Linked DNA regions of Homo sapiens: region 2 is linked to region 1. The links are chromatin contacts, found by Hi-C in ENCODE. All regions are on one chromosome and are shown on one strand. Each heading gives the region's core, a stretch centred on a gene start or an enhancer-like site at or near the end of the contact. The rest is flanking DNA. Distances are from core to core; before and after follow the strand shown. Region 1 has its middle 47 kb from the start of CTB-30L5.1. Region 2 overlaps PIK3CG (phosphatidylinositol-4,5-bisphosphate 3-kinase catalytic subunit gamma).

The links. Hi-C counts contacts between places; a loop is a spot of excess contacts on that map. Pooled maps may share reads with other maps.
Region 2: a pooled map shows a loop between it and region 1 (5-fold over the local background). The contact joins two enhancer-like sites. A Hi-C loop is called at or near these places in 3 of 37 single-sample maps with no recorded cell type and 2 of 50 pooled maps.

What each region holds. Positions count from the first base shown.
Region 1 is chr7:106,549,144-106,555,533 of GRCh38, reverse strand. No RefSeq gene overlaps it. Among named protein-coding and RNA genes, the nearest start is that of CTB-30L5.1, 47 kb to the left of the region's middle. RefSeq lists an enhancer at 2,364-2,663. Within about 2 kb of position 3,398, at least 2 of the 41 ENCODE cell types and tissues checked have a DNase peak (open chromatin) inside an H3K27ac peak, as active enhancers do.
Region 2 is chr7:106,893,058-106,899,447 of GRCh38, reverse strand. All of the region lies in intron 10 of PIK3CG (phosphatidylinositol-4,5-bisphosphate 3-kinase catalytic subunit gamma), which reads right to left. Among named protein-coding and RNA genes, the nearest start is that of PIK3CG, 31 kb to the right of the region's middle. Within about 2 kb of position 4,072, at least 4 of the 41 ENCODE cell types and tissues checked have a DNase peak (open chromatin) inside an H3K27ac peak, as active enhancers do.

The DNA of each region.
Region 1 (6,390 bases), core at 2,149-4,648:
AAGCCAAAATAGATAAATGCGATCTGATTAAAGAGCTTCTGCACAGCAAAAGAAACTATCATCAGAGTGAACAGGAAACCTACAGAATTGGAGAAAATTTTTGCAATCTACCCATCTGACAAAGGGCTAATATCAAGAATCTACAAAGAACTTAAACAAATTTACAGGGAAAAAAACCATCAAAAAGTGGGCAGAGGATATGAACAGACACTTCTGAAAAGAAGAGATTCATGCAGCCAACAGACATATGAAAAAATGCTAATCATCACTGGTCATCAGAGAAATGCAAATCAAAACCACAGTGAGATACCATCTCACGCCAGTTAGAATGGTGATCATTAAAAAGTCAAGAAATAATAGATGCTGGAGAGGATGTGGAGAAATAGGAATGCTTTTACACTGTTGGGAGTGTAAATTAGTTCAACCATTGTGGAAGACAGTGTGGTGATTCCTCAAGGATCTAGAACTAGAAATACCATTTGACCCAGTGATCGCATTACTGGGTATATATCCAAAGGATTATAAATCATGCTACTATAAAGACACATGCACATGTATGTTTATTGCAGCACTGTTCACAATAGCAAAGACTTGGAACTAACCCAAATGTTTACCAATGATAGATTGGATTAAGAAAATGTGGCACATATACACCATGGAATACTATGCAGCCATAAAAAAGGATGAGTTCATGTCCTTTGTAGGGACATGGATGAAGCTGGAAACCATTCTAAGCAAACTATCACAAGGACATAAACCAAACACTGCATGTTCTTACTCATAGGTGGGAGTTGAACGAGAACACATGGACACAGGGCAGGGAACATCACACACTGGGGCCTGTTGTGGGGTGGGGAGCTAGGGCAGGGATAACATTAGGAGAAATACTTAATGTAAATGACAAGTTGATGGGTGCAACAAACCAACATGGCACATGTATACATATGTAACAAGGCTACACATTGTGCACGTGTACCTTAGAACTTTAATAATAATAAAATGTATGAAAATAATGTAAGATAACTCATTAATAATTTTGGTTTGGGATACATGTTGAAATATTTTGATATATAGGTGAAAATACTTTTAAATTAATATTTCTCTTGCTTTTTTAATGTGTTTACTAGAAAATTAAAATTTCCTCTACGTGGCTGCCATTATGTTTCTACTGGATAGTGCTGGTCTTAGAGCATATGTGTTCCTCCCCCTACCAGCTTCTCTTTCTGGTATACCTACTTCTGAGAAGTTGACACCTGTGCCCATCCTGGGCCTCTGCCAAAATCCCAACTCCTCTGTGAGGAGTGAGGAGTGCCTTGGCGGCTACTCTGACTTTTCTTCATGTAAAGGGATTTGAGACCCATCCCATGTATGGCCTACTTTCATCAGCTTCTGAATTTCAAATGCAGATGTGTATGTGTTGTGACTTTGTGTATGTACAATTCCTGAAACGTCTAGTTTACTAGGAGAGCTCAATAAAGTTAATAACACTGATAATACCCTAAACTATGGGAGGTCTTAGAGTAAGATGACAACTATAGACATGGAAATCAATCACCTTTTTATCTTTTAACCATCCCCAAATTTGGTTTGCCCCTATGCCAACTTAAATGACTCAGGGAGGGGAACATACAGTGATTCCTAGCTAGGTAGGGTTTAGGGGACCTGACTTGACTTTGAATTTTTCTAAGCTATGTACTGAGCAGGACCTCATCAAAGTGCAGTGGTAGACAGAGTTCATCCTGGCTCTATGGTGTCTTTTATCTTTCCATTCTCCCTTTCAGTGAGCCTCCAAACGTCCACTCCTAGTACTCAGGGATCTGACTGTCAAAGACTTATCTTTTACCTCTTGCTGTCCTCCCCTGGCGTGTTCTCACCCCTCCTCTATTCCTTCAGAGCCCTGCTCTCTAAGATTCAGCTGATTTGATTGGTGTGGTAATGGAAGAGCAACCCACAGTCTTAGGCAAGAGTCTTAAATTTGAAGGTTCCAATGAAGTAGACCCAAGTTATCCCTTTCCAACAGAAGACGTCAGTTGATGGATTTTGAGGATATTTGATTTCATGTGAGATGGTGCCACTGAGCAAATGGTAGATGCCCCAAAGCAGCAGATGAAGAATTAAAGAGGACTGCCCTTAGTGACATCTTGGAATGATTTGGGGGTGTGGGAAACCTCTCCTGCCCTCCAAACTCCTCCTTTCTCCCAGAATATCAAATTACTTTTTCAGAGAAAGTAATGGGAGGGGAGGGGTTTATGAGACAGGAAATGTTGAAGAAGCGCTGGACTCATCAGCCCCAAAGATTAAGGATGGCCTTCTCCTCCCTCCAGATAGGAACATAGCTGGACACCTTGGGGGCAGCTTCTTGAGGACAGAACTGACCTGTGCCTCTTGAAGGCAAAGGCATTATAGGTTCTCAATACATATTGAATGCTCAACTGACTGGCTGAGGTGAAGAAGGAGATGGTTGATTTTGCAGTCTATTAATAACAGCCATAATCTCAAGTGACTCACAGACCTTGAAAAAAGATGATGTGGCCTTCATTGCAGTTTTGCAGAAGTGAAAATCGCCATTGCATGAAACTGTTGAAAGGGGATCTTCAGAATGACTTTGGTGAAATGTTTAGCGACTCTCTTGTAAACCGCAAAGCTGTACAAGGCAACAATGCTCATGATATCCCAGAGCAATGTGGGCAATGGCCACACAAGAGATCCTCAAGGGAGTTCTCTGAGTTTAGGGGACATGTATTGCAGGAGTCAGCCATAAAGGATGGGAAGCGTGCATGGGGCCCTGTGCAAGGCCCTTTGTGAAGCAAGTAAAACACATCATCCCTTTGGCAATTTTCCACTGAGACCACACAAAGAATAAAATATTTAAACATAAACAAATTATGTGTTTCTTCAAAATGTCTTCTTATCTAATTTCCCTCTTTTTTACTACTGTTCCCTCCTAACTTCTCTGTCAGGCTCTAAAAATTCTCTTTCTTTCATCTCTCTGTCCTGGACCATAAATGGCCTTTATGCGGGCTCCTCTCTCTTTCTCTCATGCAGAAGGCAGCTGAATTGCTTTTCCACTTAATTCCAGGCCTAATGAAAGTATCTAGGCCTTGAACCACCCAACCATTCAGCTTTTGCTTATGTTTTTTTCCTCTCTTTCCTTCCAACTCTCTAGTTTACCCCTTCATTCTGGTTAATTGTATTAACTTGTTTTCCTGTATGAATCCTCCTTTAGATTACTTGGATTGTCCTGGAATGGGCTTGAGAGAGTTTATCATTCTTTGTCCACCATTCTTAATGTGGCTCCCTACCACCTGGGCCTGGCTCAAGAGAAGAGGCAGACAGGGTTCTGTGTAAGTGGGCAGACACCAAATGAGGAATGGTGGGATGTCTGGGGTTCCTCGTGTCCTGTATCAGCAGTGAGTCAGCTAGCAGGAACAAGCCTTTGACAAAGTCTTTCAAGTAAGGAAAAACCTTGTTGTGGTTCTAGGATGTGTCTAAATTAGGGTTTGGAACTGGGCATGTCTTGGCCCAAAGCTCATGGTCTACCTGCTATAACTACTGGTGTTGAAACCCCAGGTGATGCTGCCTAAGAAGTCATGGTTGTGTGAGGACTTGCTGCTTCCTTCATTTGTCATTCTGACAAGGTGTCAGGAAATTTAGCCAATAGCAATAACAATCAATGTGCTCTTCTCTACCATACTGAATGAATGCCATGGCAGCTGATCAACAAGAGAATGCCATATTGAAGAGTCTCATTATAAGTCATGTATAACAGAGATGTAGGTATTCTATGACAGGGGAGTGAACTATAGTACCTTGCAAAGACCAGTGTTTGTGGGTTAAAAAAAAAAAGACTGATGCTCAGGTGTAGACATGAGACTCCAGAATGATTTCTGTTTTGCCTTGTAAGCTATCAGTTAATCTGATGGGGATAGAAAAGGCAAAATCTCAGCATGTCAGCATGTCAGTAATTCAACATAACTGACTCTTGTTAAGCTTGTATTCTTTGGCTGAGTGGTGAGAAGCCTACCCAAGTCTTATTTACCCCCATAATCGACCTCAGGAGATATTTAGTTTTTTTCATTGATCTTTTCCCTACAAGTGATGAATGTGAATGGTTAGGTTCCCTTCTATCCATAAGTTTCTTAAACAGGACAGATGGATATGCAGACCACTGTAAGAAACAATAGTGTCTAGTAATTATGTCTGGTAAACTATTAATTTTTTCATTTAGCTCTTTGACAGCTATTTTCTGAGGGCGCCTGATGATATGCTAGGAATTACAGATGCAATGGTGACTGAAGTAAAGATGGTCCTTGCTTCGATGAAACATGCACCTTAACAACAAATGCAGAAAAGTCAAGGAAATTACATGATAAAAATATTAATCCATAATAAGTACTTTTTATATTTAATTTTATTTTTAAATATTTAAGTCATTGATCCATTCAGAACTTATTTTGGCAAAGGAATGATACAGAAATCCAAATGTTTTACCCTAAAACACTAGCCAGTTTTCACAATATCATTTATTAAAGGGACCATGTTTTCTCTACAGATTTGAAATGATACCCTTATTATATACCAAATTCTCATATTTATAGGACTGTTTTGGCATTGTATTCTGTTACATTGATTTGTCTCCCTGCTTTTGGCTCAGTGATGGTTTTTAATTTCTGTAACTTTATAATAATGTTTTTCTAGTTGGCAAACAAGTCTTCTTTATTTCCTTCTCCTTTACCTTTTCCTCCTCCTTTCCAGGTCATTCCATGTATGTATTTTTTTCAGATGACATTTAGAATAATTTTAAGTTCCTGATCTCCCCAAATTCTTTTTTAAAAACCCTGGGTCGGCAAGGCTATTTAAAGTCCTGTTGATGAGGTATCTATTGCAAGTGTTCCTCTGCCAAAATAATTCTAGAAATTCAATATATATGTTAAACTAAGATTCCTAGTTATTGCTCATGGGGAAACATTCTTTGGTGGGCTGTGTTAAGTAGTAAAGCCTATAAAAGATATCCCTTTAGAGTATTTTAAAACAGCAATTCCAGACGTAACTTCTAATCAATGACTTCATGCAAACAGTTTCTCAATGTGTTTTGTATAAAATGAATAAGGTAAATTAGGAGCTGCCTGCTGAAATTTATAAGAAAAATTTCCTTATAATAGGTACCCTTTATAGGAAGATAATTCATCCTGCAAGCTGGAAAACAATTTGATTTGTTCCTTTCACACACATTCAGTAACTATAGATCTGTTACAGAATCTTAGAGTACTTTTCGATCAACCCAGAGTGGTGAATTAATGAAATATAACATCAAAATTTTCAGTGGAAGCAATACAATATATTCTGGTATATGTAGTGGCAGCTGATTCAAGGCATCATATTAGGTCTTTCTTTTCCAAGCTTGTAGTCAAACTATGTAATCACAAACATAAGGCAGAATACACCAGGGCAGAATCCATGGTGACATAATTAAGGACATAGGCTTATCTTAAGTAGAGTCCCAAAGGAGGTTGAAGATCATTAAAGACATACAGAAAACATGGAACTTCTTATCTCACACAGTAACAAGCAAATAACAAGGATTTCTTTATCAATATGAAATGGAAAGATTAGTATATTAAATATTGGAATCATCTTTGGTTTGAATCCATTATGCACCAGTTAATATGACCACGACCTCAGGAAATTTACTTAACCTCTCAGAATATTAATGTGAGTAAAAACTCTCTTGTGTAAATCCTAGGGCTCATGACGATGTACCAACAGAGACTGAAAAGCCATCTTCTTCATGCTCTGGACGGCACTGTTATACTGAAGTTCTAAAACCAATCAACTATGATAATAAAAGCTTCCTGATTACTGCCTTTTATGGAAGAAAAATATTAAGAAAATGTACTGCCCCAAGAAAAGATTTAAGATTGTTCTTTTAAATCTATTTTATCCAACCAAATAAAAAGCTTTAAACATTTTTAAAGTAGTTTCAGCTTAGATTGCACTACTTTGCCTTGAGTGGAGTAAATATTCATGTCAGGGCATGGGACAGCTTGCATTACTGTTCCCAATTATTTGAGAGGCATAAGCTTCCTCTCCCACTGGCATCAAGATGCTCCCTACTCCACATCAGGCCCTCTGACTGGCTTTGGCCAATGTGGGTGAGAGTGACACATGGCATTTTAGTGAAAGATATTAAGAGCCTTCATGAGGTTCTAACATTTTCTTTCTTTTTCCCCTTCACCACTTGAGATTTATATCCCAAGATGTGAAAGGGCTGGTACTCCAACTTGGTCCTAGGTTGAAAATGGAGAGCAGAATCATAGCTAATGCAGCTGACATCTACTGTGACCAAAAAATATTTGGTTGCTGTTGTAAGCCTTTGAGATTTGGGGGCTG
Region 2 (6,390 bases), core at 2,823-5,322, 340 kb before region 1:
GAAAACTGGCACAAGACAAGGAACCCCTCTCTCACCACTTCTATTCAACATAGTATTGGAAGTCCTGGCCAGAGCAATCAGGCAAGAGGAAGAAATAAAGAACATCTAAATAGGAAGAAAGGAAGTCAAACTATCTTTGTTTGCAGATGACATGATTTTATATCTAGAAAACCCCATAGTCTCTGCCTAAAAGCTCCTCCAGCTGATAAACAACTTCAGCAAAGTTGTAGGATCCAAAATCAGTGTAAAAAATCACGCATTCCTATACACCAACAACAGCCAAACCAAGAGCCAAATCAGAAAGGCAATCCCGTTCACAATTGCCACAAAAAGAATAAAATACCTAGGGATATAGCCAACCAGGGAGGTGAAAGATCTCTACAATGAGAATTATAAAACACTGCTCTAAGAAATCAGAGAAGACACCAACAAATGGAAAAACATACCATGCTCATGGATAGGAAGAGTCAATATCATTAAAATGGCTATACTGCCCAAAGGAATTCAATGCTATTTCTATCAAATTACAAATGACATTCTTCACAGAACTAGAAAAAACTATTTTAAAATTCATATAGAACCAAAAAAGAGCCCAAATAGCCAAGGCAATCCTAAGCAAAAAGAACAAATCTGGAGGCATCATATTACCTGACTTTAAACTATATTACAAGGCTACAAAAACAGCATGGTAATGGTACAAAAACAGGCACAGAGACCAAAGGAGCAAAACAGAGAGCCCAGAAATAAGGCCACACATCTATGACTGTCTAATCTTTGACAAAGCTGTCAAAAACAAGCAACAAGGAAAAGACTCCCTATTTAACAAATGGTGCTGGGATAACTGGCTAGCCATATGCAGAAGATTGAAGCTGGACCCCTTCTTTATACCATATACAAACATCAACTCAAGTTGGATTAAAGACTTACATGTAAAACCCAAAACTATAAAAATCCTGGAAGACAACCTAGGCAATACCATGCTGGTTGTAGGAATGGGCAAAGATTTCATGACAAAGACACCAAAAGCAACTGCAACAAAAGGAAAAATTGACAAGTGGGATCTAATTAAACTTAAGAGCTTCTGCACAGCAAAATAAATTATCAAGAGAGTGAACAGACAACCTACAGAATGGGAGAAAATATTTACAAACTATGCATCTGACAAAGGTCTAATATCCAGCATCTATAAAGAACTTAAACAAATTTACAAGAGAAAAACAATCCCATTAAGAAGTGGGCAAAGGACTCAAACAGATACTTCTCAAAAGAAGACATACATGCAGCCAATAAGCATATGAAAAAAGCTTAACATCATTGATCATTAGAGAAATGCAAATCAAAAGCACAATGAGATACCATCTCCCACCACTCAGAATGGCTATTACTAAAAAGTCAAAAAGTAACAGATGCTGGCGAGGTTGTGGAGAAAAAGGAACACTTATACATTGTTGGTGGTAGTGTAAATTAGTTCAACCATTGTGGAAAGCAATGTGGCGATTCTTCAAAGAGCTAAAAGCATGACTACCATTTTGATCCAGAAATCCCATTACTGGGTATATACCCAGAGGAATAGAAATCATTCTACCATAAAAACGCATGTACAGAAATATTCACTGCAGCACTATTCACAATAGCAAAGACACAGAATCAACCTAAACGCCCATCAATGATAGGCTGATTAAAGAAAATGTGGTACATATACACCATGGAATACTATGCAGCCATAAAAAAGAATGAGATCATGTCTTTTGCGGGAACATGGATGGAGCTGGGGGCTATTATCTTTAGCAAACTAATGCAGAGACAGAAATCCAAATACTGCATGTTCTCTCTTATAAGTGGGAGCTAAATGATAAGAACTTATGAACACAAGGAAGGAAACAACAGACACTGGGATCTACTTGAGGGGAGAGAATGAGAGGAGGGAGAGGAGCAAAAAAGATAACTATTGGGTACTGGGCTTAATGCCTGGGTGACGAAATGATGTGTACAACAAACCCCTGTGACATGTGTTTACCTATGTAACAAACTTTCACATGTACCCCCAGCCAAAAATAAAAGAAAGGGTGATTTTTACTCTATGTAAAACATACCTCAATAAACCTGGCTTTAAAAACATCTATATCCTTTTACCCAGCAACTTCCATGCTAGGAATCTATCTTTAAAAATACTGAATAATTTTGCAGTGATTTATCTATAAGGATGTTCATTAGAACATGGTTTAAAATTGTGGAAACTTGAAAGCAATCTATTAATAATGTCCTACAATAGGGGACTGATAAAAAAAGATTCACAAAAAGTACTTAAAATTGCATGTCCTGGAACTACTAGAAAGATACTGTAGAAGGATATTTAATAAACATGTAAAAGTGTTTAAGAGGTAGGTATAAAACAATGCATCCCATTTTGGTAAATTAACACAAAATATTTATATAGAAAAAAGAATATAAATTTATAGGACAAAATATTAATAGTGAGTTTTCTTTTGCTTTTAGCTGATATTGTCTGTGACATTTGTGTGTGGTAGGGTAACTGCAATGATAATTGAGGTCAGGCTTGTGTCATTCTGTATGTCAAGGCTGGGCAGGGTACACATCATCCTAAGCAATACAAAACCCATGGAATATTCTGGCATTTTCTAAGTGAGACAATATACATAAAGCGCCCAGCATGGAGGCCGGTACATAGTGAAGGCTCAATAAACGTCAGTCCTCTCCCTTGCCTACCATCCCCTCTGCATTTCCTCCCTGTTCACCAAGAAGCGGGAGACTTGTGTGGGCTGTTGCTGCTGCTGCCCAGCCATCACTTGTCCCCTGGAAGTGGCCCCAGTGCATTAGTGCTCTTGCATTCTTAATGACTCCACTTATGTCCGGAAATTATTTTCTTTTGCTCATCCGTAGGACCCACTGAGGTCTCTCTCATTTCTTAGTAATTATACAGGCTAAGTGCAGACTTCACCCCAGGCAACAGCCTCATTAATTTGCCAACTTGCACAATTTTCACAAGGACATAGATGGGGACGCCTTTTGGTTTTGAATTAGAGTACATTCTGATTTTTAATTATTTTCTGTCCTTCCATACACTGGGGGATCCACATAAATCCCCTGCTGTGTGAGCCCACTGTGTGGTCAAACTCTTTTTAATAGAACATTTTCAAGGAGGGAAATTAACCTGAGGCCAAGTTATTATAACACCAATCCACTGGTGCTCAGTAAATACTTGTTAAGCAGTGATGCAGGAATTCACCTATCCCTGCTGTACCCAAGGAGAGGCGTTAAAGGAAATAACTGTCCTGCTTTTCTCGAAGGCTATTTCACTCACATAAAGAATTTCTGTTGATTCTAATTTATTCAGATAGTTCTAATTTTCACACACAAGGATCTCTTCTATGAGAAAGAAATTTCTTCCCCAGTTTAACTGCACGTCCCATGCTTGTCAAACACAGTGTCGAGATTCTGATGGGCTGTACACACTTAGAGACTTGGTGCAGCTTTAATCAGCCTTTGCTGAAAGGCAGTGTGCTGTGGTGGTTAACAACACAGATTCACATCAAGCTGAATGAATTCTAATTTTGGCTTTATTACTGGTAAACTATATATCACTGGAGAAGTCACTTAACCTCTTTTAAATATAGATTAAGAATAATAAGAATGATACCCATTTCATGTTGTTGTGGTGAGATTTAAGTGCTACATAAGTAGTTGGCTATGATTACTAATCAATACCACGAGGAGCTGCATTATTGAATACACATACTGTTCAACGCTAAGGGGCTCACTGTCCCTCTAGACCATCTGCCCACAAGGTCTCTTAGTAAAGGCCTAGGGGGTGAGGTAGGTTGGAGTTGGGGATAAGCCTCACTCCAACCAGTGTCAAAGGGAGGCTGTCATGGTGCTGGCCCACTGAGGTGGGCAGGATGGAAGCATACAGCAACACTGGCTTCCTGCAGGTGGTTCTCTCACCCTGGGGGGCACAGCCGAGCACCTGCCCTGCCCGCTCAGTCCCAGAAGTTTCATTTCTGCCTTTTGGACTCAGCCACAGGGTCTGTGGGAGTGTTCTGACACTACCTTGGCCTAGAGGCCTGTGGTTTCAGGGACTATGAGGATGTGGCCTGGGGAGCTCAGGGGAAAACACAGAACACAGAAGTTACTGGCTGTAATTTTCCCTTCTGCCAGGGCTGCCTCTCCTTGACCTCAAACATCCTCATTCTCTCCTTCTCAACTGACTGTTGAAGGATTTGTATTATTGAGAGAAGAAGAGTAAGGGAAAAATCTGACTTCGAGGACTTGGTTTAATGCACTTGTTAATGACTACAAATGTGGGGAACATTACATTATTATTAATGCCATTAGCTAGAACATTCTCCATTAGTAGCTAATAAATAGATTGAGCCTACGTAGTACATCTGCTCTCAATTTCATTGTTGATTCAAATGCCTTAATTATAGCATCTAGTACTAACAGAAAGAATTGTTTTTACAAAGCTACTGCCCTTAGAAGTCTTGGGAACAAAGGAATTCATTATCATTTCAGGGCCCAAACTTTTACTTGATTTGCTAACTGCCCCAACTATCAGTTCACTAAACTGAAAACAAACTACTTTTATATACAATCTACTAATTTATTAACCACTGATGAGCTGTGGCTGCTACAGACTGTCTGAGGTCACATGAAATACTTAACATCAAAATCCTCCATTTTCATCTAGAAATGAAGTGGAACCTCCACTTACTTTTCCTAAATAGTAATGTTGCCTCTGTCTGCTAGAGGAAGGAGACAATGGATAAAAATCATTCCAGTCAAAGGCAGAGAATTTTATTTTGTTATTTTGTTTTTTTAATAAAAATCAATGCATTGGCTAGCCAGTCTTTAGGAATTATTTTGGCAAAACAGAGAAGGTCACTGATTATTAGACCTAACAGTGCATGAGAGCACACTTTCTGGTAAATCCAAAAGAGGAGTGTGTCTGGTACTTGGCCATGCATTTGATGAGTTTGAATTAGGATTTTTATCTGTAAGTACTTGAAAAGTGATTCTCAGACTAGCTCTGTTTACCAGGAGAAGGGCTGTACTGTCATCTTCTCGAATATTTAGCTAGAAGCACATTAGAAACCTAAATGCTACAATAAGCTATTCTACTTTAGTCAATATTCTGATAGCGTGCACGTAGGGGTGTGTGTGTGTGTCTGTGTGTGTGTGTGTGATTTATCCTTCAGCCTTGTTCCAAAAAGGATTTAAGGTGGACTATTTGGAGATACAAAAGTCAAAATAGCATTAGTTAGAATTGGCTGAAAAAAGGAAAGGAAACAATCCACAATGGGTTGGGGAAGGAGGCTAATTTAAAACTGTACATCACAAGTCCTATATACAGTCATGTACTGCATAACAATGTTTTGGTCAACCATGGACTGCATCTATCATAGTTGTTTCATAAGATTATAATTCCATATTTTTACTGTTCCTTTTCCGTTCAGATGTGTTTAGATACACAAGTGCATAACATTGTGTCACAACTGCCTACAGTATTCAGTAAGTAACATGCTGTACAGGTTTGGAGCCTGGGAGCAATAGGCTATATCATATAGCCTAGGTGTGTGGAAGACTACCACCTAGGTTTGTGTAAGTTCACTCTGATGTTTACACAATGACGAAATTGCCTAATGATGCATTTCTCTGTATGTATCCCCACTGTTAAGCAATGCATGACAGTACTTGCTATAGGAAGTCTTCAAATATATCTCTAGCTAAAAGGACATAATCTGTTAACTGTAGTCAATGTTCAGAAAATTTAAAAGAAAACATCTCTATTTAGGAGAAGCACAGCTTTTCTAGAAACTGAGACCAGTAGAATTTTCACAAGAAGATCTTAATAGAGAGAGTATGTTTTGTAATATGGTAAACAATGTCCCTGACAATATTCTATGTTAGACAAAATGTTCTGAAAGAAACTAAATATTGAGAGAATGATGTCAATTAAAAGGTTATTATCTTTCCAGTTTTGGATTCGTATCTTTTCCAGAATAGTAATTTAAATTTGACAAGCTTAATAAAGTCCTAACAGTTTGACAAGCCGCACAAGTCTGCATATGGGGGAGATATCACACCAACATATTCAAACTCCTACAAATGGCTGAAATCAGACCCTTCTTTGAGGATATCTTCCAGTGCATAACATGGAGAGATAGTGAGTACTGAAAGTCTTCACACTGAGACAGGGGAGCCTGAGCCTGGCCTAGTCAGTGGGTCGGGGTGCAGATCCCAAGACGGAATCCTTTATCAGCTCAGTACATTATGGGTGACAGATGAACTGGTCATCTCCTGCTTGACCTATAATAGACCTTAATTATGGTTATTTGTGATTAATCGAATGAGCTCCAAATGACTTCTTTG